Linked DNA regions of Homo sapiens: region 2 is linked to region 1. The links are chromatin loops, found by intact Hi-C in ENCODE. Cell type or tissue: heart right ventricle. All regions are shown on one strand. Each heading gives the region's core, and the rest is flanking DNA. Links, peaks and the distances in the headings are about the cores only.

Evidence for each region. A loop is a pair of places that touch in the nucleus more often than their neighbours do. Peaks named below come from ENCODE experiments on the same cell type or tissue, not always from the same donor. Only the 100,000 strongest peaks of a DNase experiment are listed, where the experiment ranks them.
Region 2: it touches region 1 in a loop (2.5-fold over the local background); 1 of 110 quality-filtered maps calls a loop at or near these places.

What each region holds. Positions count from the first base shown.
Region 1 is chr10:124,562,996-124,568,363 of GRCh38, forward strand. All of the region lies in intron 6 of LHPP (phospholysine phosphohistidine inorganic pyrophosphate phosphatase), which reads left to right. Among named protein-coding and RNA genes, the nearest start is that of LHPP, 100 kb to the left of the region's middle. RefSeq lists enhancers at 3,377-3,954, 4,478-4,647. In heart right ventricle, for the core only: CTCF peaks have their summits at 2,992 (motif pointing left) and 3,192; no DNase peak of the experiment used is centred there.
Region 2 is chr10:124,638,558-124,643,925 of GRCh38, forward strand. All of the region lies in intron 4 of FAM53B (family with sequence similarity 53 member B), which reads right to left. Among named protein-coding and RNA genes, the nearest start is that of FAM53B-AS1, 63 kb to the right of the region's middle. RefSeq lists enhancers at 1-156, 1,315-2,054, 2,686-2,735, 3,533-4,270. In heart right ventricle, for the core only: no CTCF peak of the experiment used is centred there; DNase peaks (open chromatin) are centred at 2,563, 2,914 and 3,731; H3K4me3 peaks cover 745 bases; H3K27ac peaks cover 5,000 bases.

The DNA.
Region 1 (5,368 bases), core at 236-5,235:
AATCTGAATCACTCAGACATTGCTGGTGAGAAGGTAAAATGATACAAATGCTCTGGAAAATAGCTTGGCAGTGTCTTAAAACTCTAAATGTAAAACTGTCACATGACTCAGCCATGGTACTCCTGGGCAGTTATCAGAGAAATGAAAAATTATAATTTACACAAAAACCTATACACAAATGTTCGTTGCAGTTTTATTGATAATAGCCCCAAACTAGAAGCAATCCAGGTGTCCTTCAGTGGGTGACGAGAGGAACTACATCCATGTCATGCAATAGTACTCAGCAATAAAAAGAAACAATCTCTCTCTCTCTTTTTCTTTTTTTTTTTTTTTGCATAAAATCCAGATCCTGCAGAAAAAAGAAACAAATTTGATACTCACAATGACTTGGATGGACTCCCAGTGAAAAAAGCCTATCCCAAAAGGTTATGTACTTTCTGATTCCATGTATAGAACATCCTCAAAATGACAAAATTCTATCATGCAAAACAGATACTGTTGGATGGGGTGGGGCGGGGCAGGAGGGCAGTGGGCGTGGCTATAAAGAGCAGCCTGAGGGGTCCTGGTGGTGATGGAAAGCTTCTTTATTTCACTGTATCAATGTCAATTGTTGACTTTGATATTGTTCTATAGTTTTGCAATATATTACTGTTAAGAGAAACTGAGTCAGTGGCGTTCTTACAACTGCATGTGAATCTCCAATTAGCCCCAAATTAAAAGTTTACTAAAGCAACAATTGAACAAGAAAAAGAAAAGCCTTTGTACCTAGCAACCCAGAATGCCTATGATAAGTGGCAGGAGCTGATGACAGGCGTTCTTGGTTCAGAACAATGACAACTCTGGGACAAGCATGCCGCTGGGAGAAAGAGACCAGGAGCTGCACAGCCAGACAGATGCTTTTGCAGTGGGATGGCAGTGGGGAGTTGGAATGGTTCATCATTTACTTTTTATATTTAACACTTTTTTTTTTAAGAGATGGAATGCTCTGTCACCCAGGCTGGAGTGCAGTGGTATGATCGTGGCTCACTGCAACTTCGAACTCCTGGGCTCAAGCGATCCTCCCACCTCAGCCTCCTGAGTGGCTGGACCTACAGGTGCACATTGAAGCACCCAGCTGATTTAAAAAAAAATTTTTTTTTTTTTTTTGAGACGGAGTCTCGCTCTGTCACCCAGGCTGGAGTGCAGTGGCGCGATCTTGGCTCATTGCAACCTCCACCTCCCAGGTTCAAGTGATTCTCCTGCTTCAGCCTCCCGAGTAGCTGGGACTACAGGCACGCAGCACCACACCCAGCTAATTTTTTGTATTTTTAGTAGAGACAGGGTTTCACCATGTTACCCAAGATGGTCTCAATCTCCTGATCTCGTGATCTGCCCACCTTGGCCTCCCAAAGTGCTGGGATTGCAGGCGTGAGCCACCGCGCCCGGCCAATTTTTTTTTTTATAGAGACGAGTCTCACTGTGGTGCCCAGGCTGGTCTTGAACTCCTGGGCTCAAGTGATCCTCCCACTTCAGCCTCTCAAAGTGCTGGGATTACAGGTGTGCCCCACCGTGCCCAGCCTCGGATTGTCATTTAGCGGTCTGTCTGAACATCAGTCTCCTGACGTCCTTCCTACAGATATGAACAGAGCCCCTGCTAGGCATGAGTATTCGGAGCATAAGCTCCTGGTTCCCCAGTGAGAGACGGATGTGTAAGGAGGCAGTCTCAGGGTAGGATGTTGAGTCTGGGCTGGGGACAGTGCACTGTGCCGTGGAATTATGGAGAGTTTTTCCTCCTATCTCTAAGTCCAATGTGTGGCATGGTTATATTACATTTTTAGGATGGAAAAGTTATACCATATATTTAAATGAATTAACAGCATTTGCAATGATCTGGATGAGATTGGAGACTATTATTCTAAGTGAAGTAACTCAGGAATGGAAAACCAAACATCTTATGTTCTCACTGATATGTGGGAGCTAAGCTATGAAGACGCAAAGGCATGAGAATGATACAGTGGACTTTGGGGACTTGGAGGAAGAGTGGGAGGGAACGAGGTGTCCTTGTCCAGCAAGCGCTCTGTGTGAGGCTCCATGCATCTTTATGCATTCTGCTCTGATGTTTGCAAACACGACGCCCGGCAATAAGTGAGGCCCCCCTGAGGTACTCAAGGGGCTTCACTCGCCGAAGCTCCCCTCCCCACAGCAACCTGAGCTTCTGCAAAAGCTGAGAAGCACGCATGAGAAGGGCACCTCCCCTGCTTGGAAATAATTTTTTGGTTGCAGTAGGGGGTTTTGTTTGTTGTTTGTTGCTTGCTGCTCGCTAGCTTGTTCTTGCAGAAGGAAGAGCTGGTCTCCTTTGCCATCCCTTACTGAGGGTCGAGAAATACAGACAGGTGTCTTCAGGCTCTCCGTGCAGGCCATAGTCCCCAAGAATTCACTTGTGAGCCTCTGTGGCAGTTTATGTTGAGGATTAGGTTTAGTTTGGGGAGAGGAGGATCCATGGAGCTGGGGTTCCAGATTTGATGTCTAATTTTAGAAAGGACACTATTTTTAAATCAATAGCTGTGCAGCCTAGCATATCACTCTGACCCTGTGCCCTTAAGGGACGCACTGGGGAGGACATTGTTCAGGACGGAGCCTGACAAGAAAGGAATGCTACCCCACGCCGTGCGCCCCAGGCGGCCACTGTCGTCCAAGAATTTCCAGGTCTTTTCTGGTATCACTTCTTGGCACAGGCGGAAGAAGCCATGTTCCCATCGTCCCAACATGCAGCTGGGGACCTGGAGACCGCTTTGGCCTTTCTCAAGGTCACAGGAAGGCAGGGGGAAGGCTGGCGAGGGCCCTGTGGATCCGCCCTGCTCCAGCCCGGCGTCGGGTTACAGCAGTGGGGACAGGAGGGGGAAGGGGTGTCACTGCAGGAGCTAAGGAGAAATCCAGGGTTGACACCCTCAGAAACTGGAGAAGACCAAGAAAGCAGAGCGGAGAGTGCCCCCTGCAGTCCGCAGAGGGCCTTTGCCGAGGTGGGCCTGGAGCCGTCGCCGTACCCCTGGGTGGCCCGCAAGGCCAGGCTTGGCTGCCTGGCAATGTTTGTTGTGGGCAGTTGCCATGCCACTCCGGCGGCAGCAAGAGCAGGGACAGGTGTGGCAGAGCCCGGTGGTTCCAGCCCAGCCTGGCCTCCCAGCATCACCTTCTCCAGTTACTTGAAGTGGGCCAGGTCCTGGAGACCGGGCGTGTGGTTATGGGCTCTCCAGATTCTTGGCGCCTTCCTGATTGCAGGAGTCTGGTTGGCATCATGGGACCCCTGGGAGACTCACTTTCAGGAGGGGTTGTCCTTTCCCCCCTGGGGGACACACTCTGCTTACTTGTCCCCTGGGAGCGCTGGGCAGGGAGACTGCAGGTGCCAGCCACTCCTGCAGCTTCTGCCCAGCCTCCTCTGGTGTCCTCTGCACTGTCACCAAGCCATGGCCTCAAGCAACTTGTGGGTGCCTGTGATTTAGGCCTTGGGGTGTTGGAGCCTGCTTGGACCCACTGGCAGGAGTCAGTTGTGATGTCTTTTGCCAGCTCTCTTCTGTAGCTTGAAATTGGCCACGGTGGAAGTATTTACACCATGGAAGTTGGCAAATGCACGGACCCAGCACCCCTACCCCATCCCGGAGAGCCAGTTACCAGCACACGTCTGCCTTTTGGGGTCTTTTGTGCAGGACTGATGGATGGAGTCGCAGCAGACACTTGGCCTGGCCACTGTGAGGCTGTGTGGTGGGAGGTCGGGGGCACCTGAGACAGAGGGAGGAGGCTGAGAGTCTGAGGGGGCAGCCAGGGCTGGAGGGCCATTTGGGATTCTGTTGGATTTCCCTGCACTTTGTCCAGGGGCAGAAGCCTCCCTCCCAAGGTCAGGCCCCATTTCTAGCCGTGCTGGTCGCACATCCCTGTGAGCAGGGGTGCAGAAGAGAAATGGTCCCTCAGGAGCCCCACACCCGCTCCCATCCAGCTCTCCTCCAGATGACATCTCCAGGCACTGGGACCCCACAGAGGCAGGCCCTGCTCAGCCTGCAGAGCTCCCGGTGGAGAGGGAGGGCGGGGGTCCAGGTGGCCTGAGGAGAGGGGTGCAGGCCAGCTGAGGGGGCTCCCAGAACTCCACGAGCTCAGAGACGGGCTCTTGCCCTTGCAGCCCCATCCTTGGGATGCCCCAGCCCTTCATCCAGACCTCTGCTGTGATTGTGTCAGGACCTGTCCCTGCAGTGGACTGGAAGCTCCAGGTGGGCAGGCCTTGCCGTGGTCACCTGTGTCCACAGGCCTGGGCAGAGCAAACTGATGAGTGTCTACTAAATCAGAGAGAAGACACAACCAGGGAGCGAGTGCACGCCCGGGCCGACCAGGGCTGCGGGCATCATATCCCGCTCAGCCGCTGCCTGCCCTCCACGCGCCCCTGGCTGCCTCTCTCAGCCTCGGCCCCCTCCACTCATGAGTGGGAATAAATAAGAGAGTAGAAAACGTAAGTGAGGTTCTTGTCTGGCCGCCCGGCTCATAGCAATGTTTAATAGATAGTAACTGGTGTTATGACTGAAGACGTCCTTTGTGGGCTATTGGAGTTCTTAATATCCCCGAGTAACCACAGGGCAACGCTCTGGCTTGACAAGGGGCGGCACTGCTGGTCAGCAGCCCAGCCAGCCGCAGCGGCCACTTGTGTTCCCAGCTGTGGCTTGTGATCTATGGTCGACTGAGCTGTTACTCTCCTCGGTTAGACACGCATATGCACACACATGCACACTCATGTACTTACACATGTGCACGCGCATGCAACGCACAAACACATGGACACACATGCGCATGCATGCACACACTGTACCCACGTGCACACACGAGTGCACAGACACGAGGGCTCACTGTGATCTGCTCTAATGCATGGTCTTAATAGCTATATAATATTCCACGGTTCTTTTTTCTTTCTTTCCTTTTTAAGATGGAGTCTCGCTCTGTCGCCAGGCTGGAGTGCAGTGGCGCGATCTCGGCTCACTGCAACCTCCGCCTCCCGGGTTCAAGCGATTCTCCTGCCTCAGCCTCCTTAGTAGGGGGGGACTACAGGCGCGTGCCACCACGCCCGGCTAATTTTTTGTATTTTTCAGTAGAGACGGGGTTTCACCGTGTTGGCTAGGATGGTCTCCATCTCTCGACCTCGTGATCCGCCCGCCTCAGCCTCCCAAAGTGCTGGGATAACAGGTGTGAGCCACCATGCCCGGCTGGTTCTTATTTCTTTAATTTTATTGAAGAATAACATACCTACGGAGCCGTGTGCATATCATAAGGGTACAATTTGATATACTTTCATGGAGTGAAATACATCCCTGAAACCAGCTCCGGATCGAGAAGCAGGACATTTCCCACCCTCTTC
Region 2 (5,368 bases), core at 288-5,287, 76 kb after region 1:
TGCCAGCTGCACCACGACAGAGGGAGTGACCCACGTTGCCCACGAGCAGCCCCAGGCAGACACAGCACAAGGAGGACCACTGACCACCTCACCCCACCCACAAACAGTCCATGAAAGCAGAGACCCCAGGCATGCTGGGGCGGGGGAGGCCATGCTGGCCCTCGCTGGCTACTGGAGCCCTTCAGGGGCGAGGACAAGGTGGCAGACCAGCAAGGCTTGGCCAGCACATCCCAGCACGTCCAGCAGGGCAGCTGGCCATGGACATGCCCGCTGGTGGTGGGTGTGGAAGGACATTCCTGGGCACATTCTGCTCCTCTGGGCTCAGCTGGCCCCACCTGCAGCGCCAGAAGTGAGTGGTGGGGACAAAGTATATGTAGGGCCCTGGTGTTCCCTGAGCCCCACAGGACCTGCTGGAGACTGCATTTGCTAAGGCTTTTCTCACCTGGAGGCAAACCAAATACTGGCTTAGCTATTGGGTGGAGATGTGGGGAGACTCACCCCAGACTTACCCACCAGGGACCCTTCCTGGGGTGGCTCAGCCTCTTGCCCATATAAGTCCCGTCTCTCTAACCCAATGTGACACCTGACAGGGAGCCCCTAGTTCAGGGCTTCTGGACCACAGGGATTCAGAGGTGGGCCATGGGGGGTTGGGTTCTGTATTTTCTACCAGGACCGGGCCAGACCCACCCCAGCAGGAGGTCAGGATTCTGTGCCAGGTTCAGGCACTCAGGAAATGTTTCCTTAAAGAGTACTGGAGGTGCCAGGAGATCCCCAAGAGGGCTGAGGACAGGGCCCATCCTCAGCAGTGGGCATGCAGCCCGGGGCATGCTGTTTGCCACCAAACAGACACAGAAATAGAAAATCTGCTCTGTCTAGCTGAGTGGCCTTGGGCGGGTCATGGTGGGCATCACGAGGCAGACCTCTCGAGGCAGCTGTGCAGGCTGGATCAGAAGGGGTCCTGGGAAGACCCAGCTCAAGGCCCAGGGTGCTTGGCAGGTGGGGCTCCCACTCAGAGGCCCAACTCAGGCTCCAGAAGGGTTGGCCGGGGTGGGTCTCTGTTCTTTTGACTTTCCCAGGGACACACCTCAACATAACTATGAATTTTCTGATAGGCTTTTCCCCCCCTTTCTATATTTTCCCCTTTTGTTCATTACTGTTTAAATGCTTGGCAGAATATACAAACACAGCGCCCGCATCCCAGAGTGCCTAGCTGCGTCTGAGTGAAAGTGCTGGAGACAGATGCCTGGGGCGGGCATGGGGGGACCTCTCACCTCCATCAGCTCATCATCCAGGCACAAGGGACAGGCTCTGCCAGCCTCCTTTTACACCTGGAGAGACAGAGGTTGGTTTGGGCAAACTCCCACCGAGAGGCAGTGGCAGGGCCAGGTTCAAATCCAGATCTGTCTGTTCAAAGCCTGCACCCACCCTTAACCACCACGCTGCACCTCACTGCTACCATAAAATACCAGAATTCAGGATGGCAGAAAATCACTTTCTACCCCTAGGAACCCCCAGCAAGCCTTGCCTGCTGCTTGGTAAAAATTCCCAACTACAAGGCTGAAAGCCCTTGGGCAGAGCCACCACACCAACTGGAGCAGCAAAGAAGGCAATTCAGGGAGCCCTGACGGCTGCACCTTGCTACAGGTGCATTCTCAGGTGCACCCCGTGGGCTTGTCTGCGAGTGTGAGGAGCAGCACAGCCTCAGGCCCTCCACACCTCTCCGGCCAGCACCCTCAGCCTGCACAGCTCTGCGCGGCAGGTTGGGGAGGGATCGTGTTCCTGAGCAGCCAAGCCTTGGCCCAGAAAAGGGCAGGCAGTGGCTGGGATAACAAGGGGAGTAGGGGGCACACCAAGATGGCCCCTGAAGAATGTGCAGGGCTTGGAGCCACCCTAAATCATTCTTAAATCCATGTGTTTCTTCCTGTGCAGAAAACCAACCCAAAGGTGGAGATGCCATGAATCCCACCAGTCCGTCATCCCCTAGAATCTTGTCTTGTCCTGGGAACAAAGGCAGGGCATTTCTGGAGGTTCGTTCTGGTGTCCTAGCAGCTGCAGAGCCTCGAATGATGGCAGAGCTAATGTTTACTAAGAATTTACCCTGAGCTCCATGGGATCGCCCCACTAAACCCTCACCTCAACCTTGGGAGGGGGCGCTACTGTCATCAGAGGTTTGGTGAGGCCACACAGGGAGTGAGTGGGGAGGATCTAGGTGCCAGCAGTCTGAATCCGGGATCAGGCGCTGACCACCATGCAATACAGCCCCGAGCGCAGGAAGAGAGGAGGAGGAAAAAGACAGCCCCCGCTGCGGCAGAGCAGAGTGAGGCAACAGCCCGGCAAAGGCCGCAGAGGGCACGCCCCGCTGACCCCACACTAGGAAGAGCCCTCAGCCAGATGGGAGGAAGGGACAAAGGCTGTGGGTATTTTACTTTCCTCTGGAGCATACCCCGCCTAGGTGACAAATGATGTGTGTGGGAGAGGCTGAAAGCACCCAGAAGACAAAACCAGTAAGACAAAACAGGAAGAAACCAGCACAGTGCCCAGAGCAGACACCCTCAGGGGCTGTCCAGAGTCCCGGGCAGCCTCCAACGGACCCCGACTGGCTCTCATCCAGTTCCTTCCCTTAAAGGTAAATGCTCACACGTCACACACATACCTCTTCCTCGATATGTTGGATTCACTTCAACATGTTGCAGTTTCTACAGTGACCAATAATGCTGGGGCCAGTTTAACTCTGAGCCCCCAGTAACCCTTCCAGTGCAGATGGGAAGTGTGAGCTGTGGTGGAATAGTGAGAACACTACCCCAAGACCAGCTTCAGGACAGGGCCCCAGCCTCTGGCTGAGACCATCACTGGCTCAGCCCAAGTTAGGAGATGAGCCAACTCTGTCCTGGCACCAACATCTGGTGCTTCAGAGAAAGCACAGAACCCACTGGGGAGGTGCCTCTCCTTCTATCAGCAAGTGGCTACCACAAAAAGGAACTGCCAGACAACCATGTGTCATCACTGAGGCCCATGTTCACTAGAAAACAGGAGCCGAGAGTCACGGGGAACTCAGAGATAAGATTCTAAAATCCTCGAGGGAGCAACCACCATGGCCTTAGGGGAAAAGCACCACCCACCCCCAACACACTGGATCCACTGTGCCTGCAAGAGGCCCCTTCCTTGGGAGCCAGAGAGGAGAGGAGCCCCTTCTTGACCCTCGGTCCCAGGTGTCAACAGGTGGGTCTTATTAAGACGGCAAGCACTGATAAGACTTACAGGTCCCATGAACTAGATCCTAACTATGTGCTGGGCACTGCGAAAGGAACTTGGCACACCGCGACTCGCTGGTTCCTCCAGAACCCCCAGGAGGCCTGTGCCAGTGATACTATTTTATAGTTGAGGAAACAGAGGCCTAGAGAGGCTGAGGAACCTGCTAAGGTCACCCAGCTGGAGAGCCGGAAGCCTAAAGCAGGTACACAACTGAACAAATGGCGTGCGTGCATACACGTGTGCATACATGCCCACCCTGAGAACGTGAGTGTTCCTCGAGGAAGAATAAGCCATCGGAGCCCTAACTGACAGTCACCACAAGTGCAGTCAGTGGCTGTGCCGGGCAGGCTCAGACCACAGGGCGGCCACTTCTGTCTCTCACCCTCAAGAACAGTAGCCCTCCCTGCTGAGAGGCTTTACGGGCAAGCTGCCATGCCAGCAGGTCCTAGAGATCTTAACAAAGGCACGGGCTCCAGGGAAGGAGAGGACAGCCAGAGCGCCATGCGTGTGAACACGTCCACAGTGACGGGTCTCACTCTCACACCAACGCCTCTCCGGTGGTTGTGACAAAAGCAAGCCAGTTTCAAGGGTGGGGCAGTGAAGGCAGTGACTCTACCAAAACAGAAGGGCAGCCCGGCATAGCCCAGATGTCACCTTCTCAAGCCTGATGACTCCCATCTGCAGAAGCTGCCCGGTGGCCCAACAGGCAGATGGGTGCTCAGGCTGGCTTGCAGGTGTCCCGCTCTGCCACAGCAGCCAGAATGGTTGCCATCCTTCGGCAGCAATGTCCCTGAGTGAACACGGAACCTGAAATCCCCGTGAGTCAGGATCCCCGAGACACAGGGGCACGTGCAACTGCCGATCACAGAAGCTTTCAGACAGTGACTCCAGGCAGAAAGGGTGGCCTTCTCTTCTTATGCAGTGGAATTGGTTCTCATTGTAAAATTAAATAGGAGCCAAGAATTGTCCCCATAACTGTTCCTGCAGGGTGGAGGTCGGTCTAGGAGAAACCTCTTGAAGCTGCAGCACACGGCTCTCTGGCAGTCCGGCAAGACTGCCTTTCTCCTTTCCGCATTACATGCACTCCTCTCCTTCCTTCTTTCATCTCTACCACTGTCTCCTCTAAGTAAGACCCCACAGTGTTTTCATGAAAGCAAGAAAAACGGACATTCCTGACGGTATCGTGGGACCTGTCGAGGCAGAATCGCTCACATATGCCTTTTTTCTCACTGTTAGCTTGAGATGATCTTAAAGAAAGAAAAGAAAGAGCACGAAAAGGACACACAAAACACAAACAAAAATGTCTCTTCCTAGATGGCCGACAGGAAATAAAGCTGTCTGTCTCTGGAGAGAAACGTCAATTGTTGGAACGCTCAGGTTAAGGGAGAATCACAGAATCAAGGATCACACTCACCCAGCTGAAAGCAAGAAAGCAACTTCCAATTGATTGAGGGGAAAAAAATTAATTGCAGCTTTAGAAAAATCTCTTCTGTGAGGCTGGGCTGTGGGGCCATTGAAGCCCAGGCGGCTCGGCAGGGCCCTCAGCAGTTCTCCCTATTCACGACGCGCAGGTGGCTGATAAATTTCCCAGGGTTTCTCGGCGCGGTGATTGCGCCTGGCTCTTTCAGCGTGGCTGCAGGAATCTATACAGGTCCACTTAAATCAGTCTGAAGCTGTGAAAGCCTCCATCACTCGTCGCCCGGGCCCGGCCGCCCAAACAGAGCCCCGGGAGGGCCAGCGGGGGGGTGCAGGGCTGGGAGGACAGTGCCAATTAAAAATCTGAGCCTGTGGGCCTTTCTCTCTCTTGTTTTCATTCCTACAGCTACATTGTGTCCACTGGCAGCGGATTCCAAAGGCGAAGAGGCTGCATTCACGGCCCGGAGCTTTAGAGCCGCCATCCCGAACCAGGCTAATTAAAAACGTGATTTCCCCCACAGGGCTGCCCCCAGGAGCAGTGAGGATGGAAGGCTCAGAAGATGAGGCACAGCGGTGCACGCTGGGCGGCTCCTGGAGCGGCCAGCAGGCTAGGAAGACAGGGCCCTTTCTGACCACCGCCCCATCCTCAGAGAGACACAGGGCATCCAGAGGTTGGAGATGCCCATCTGTACATGGCATC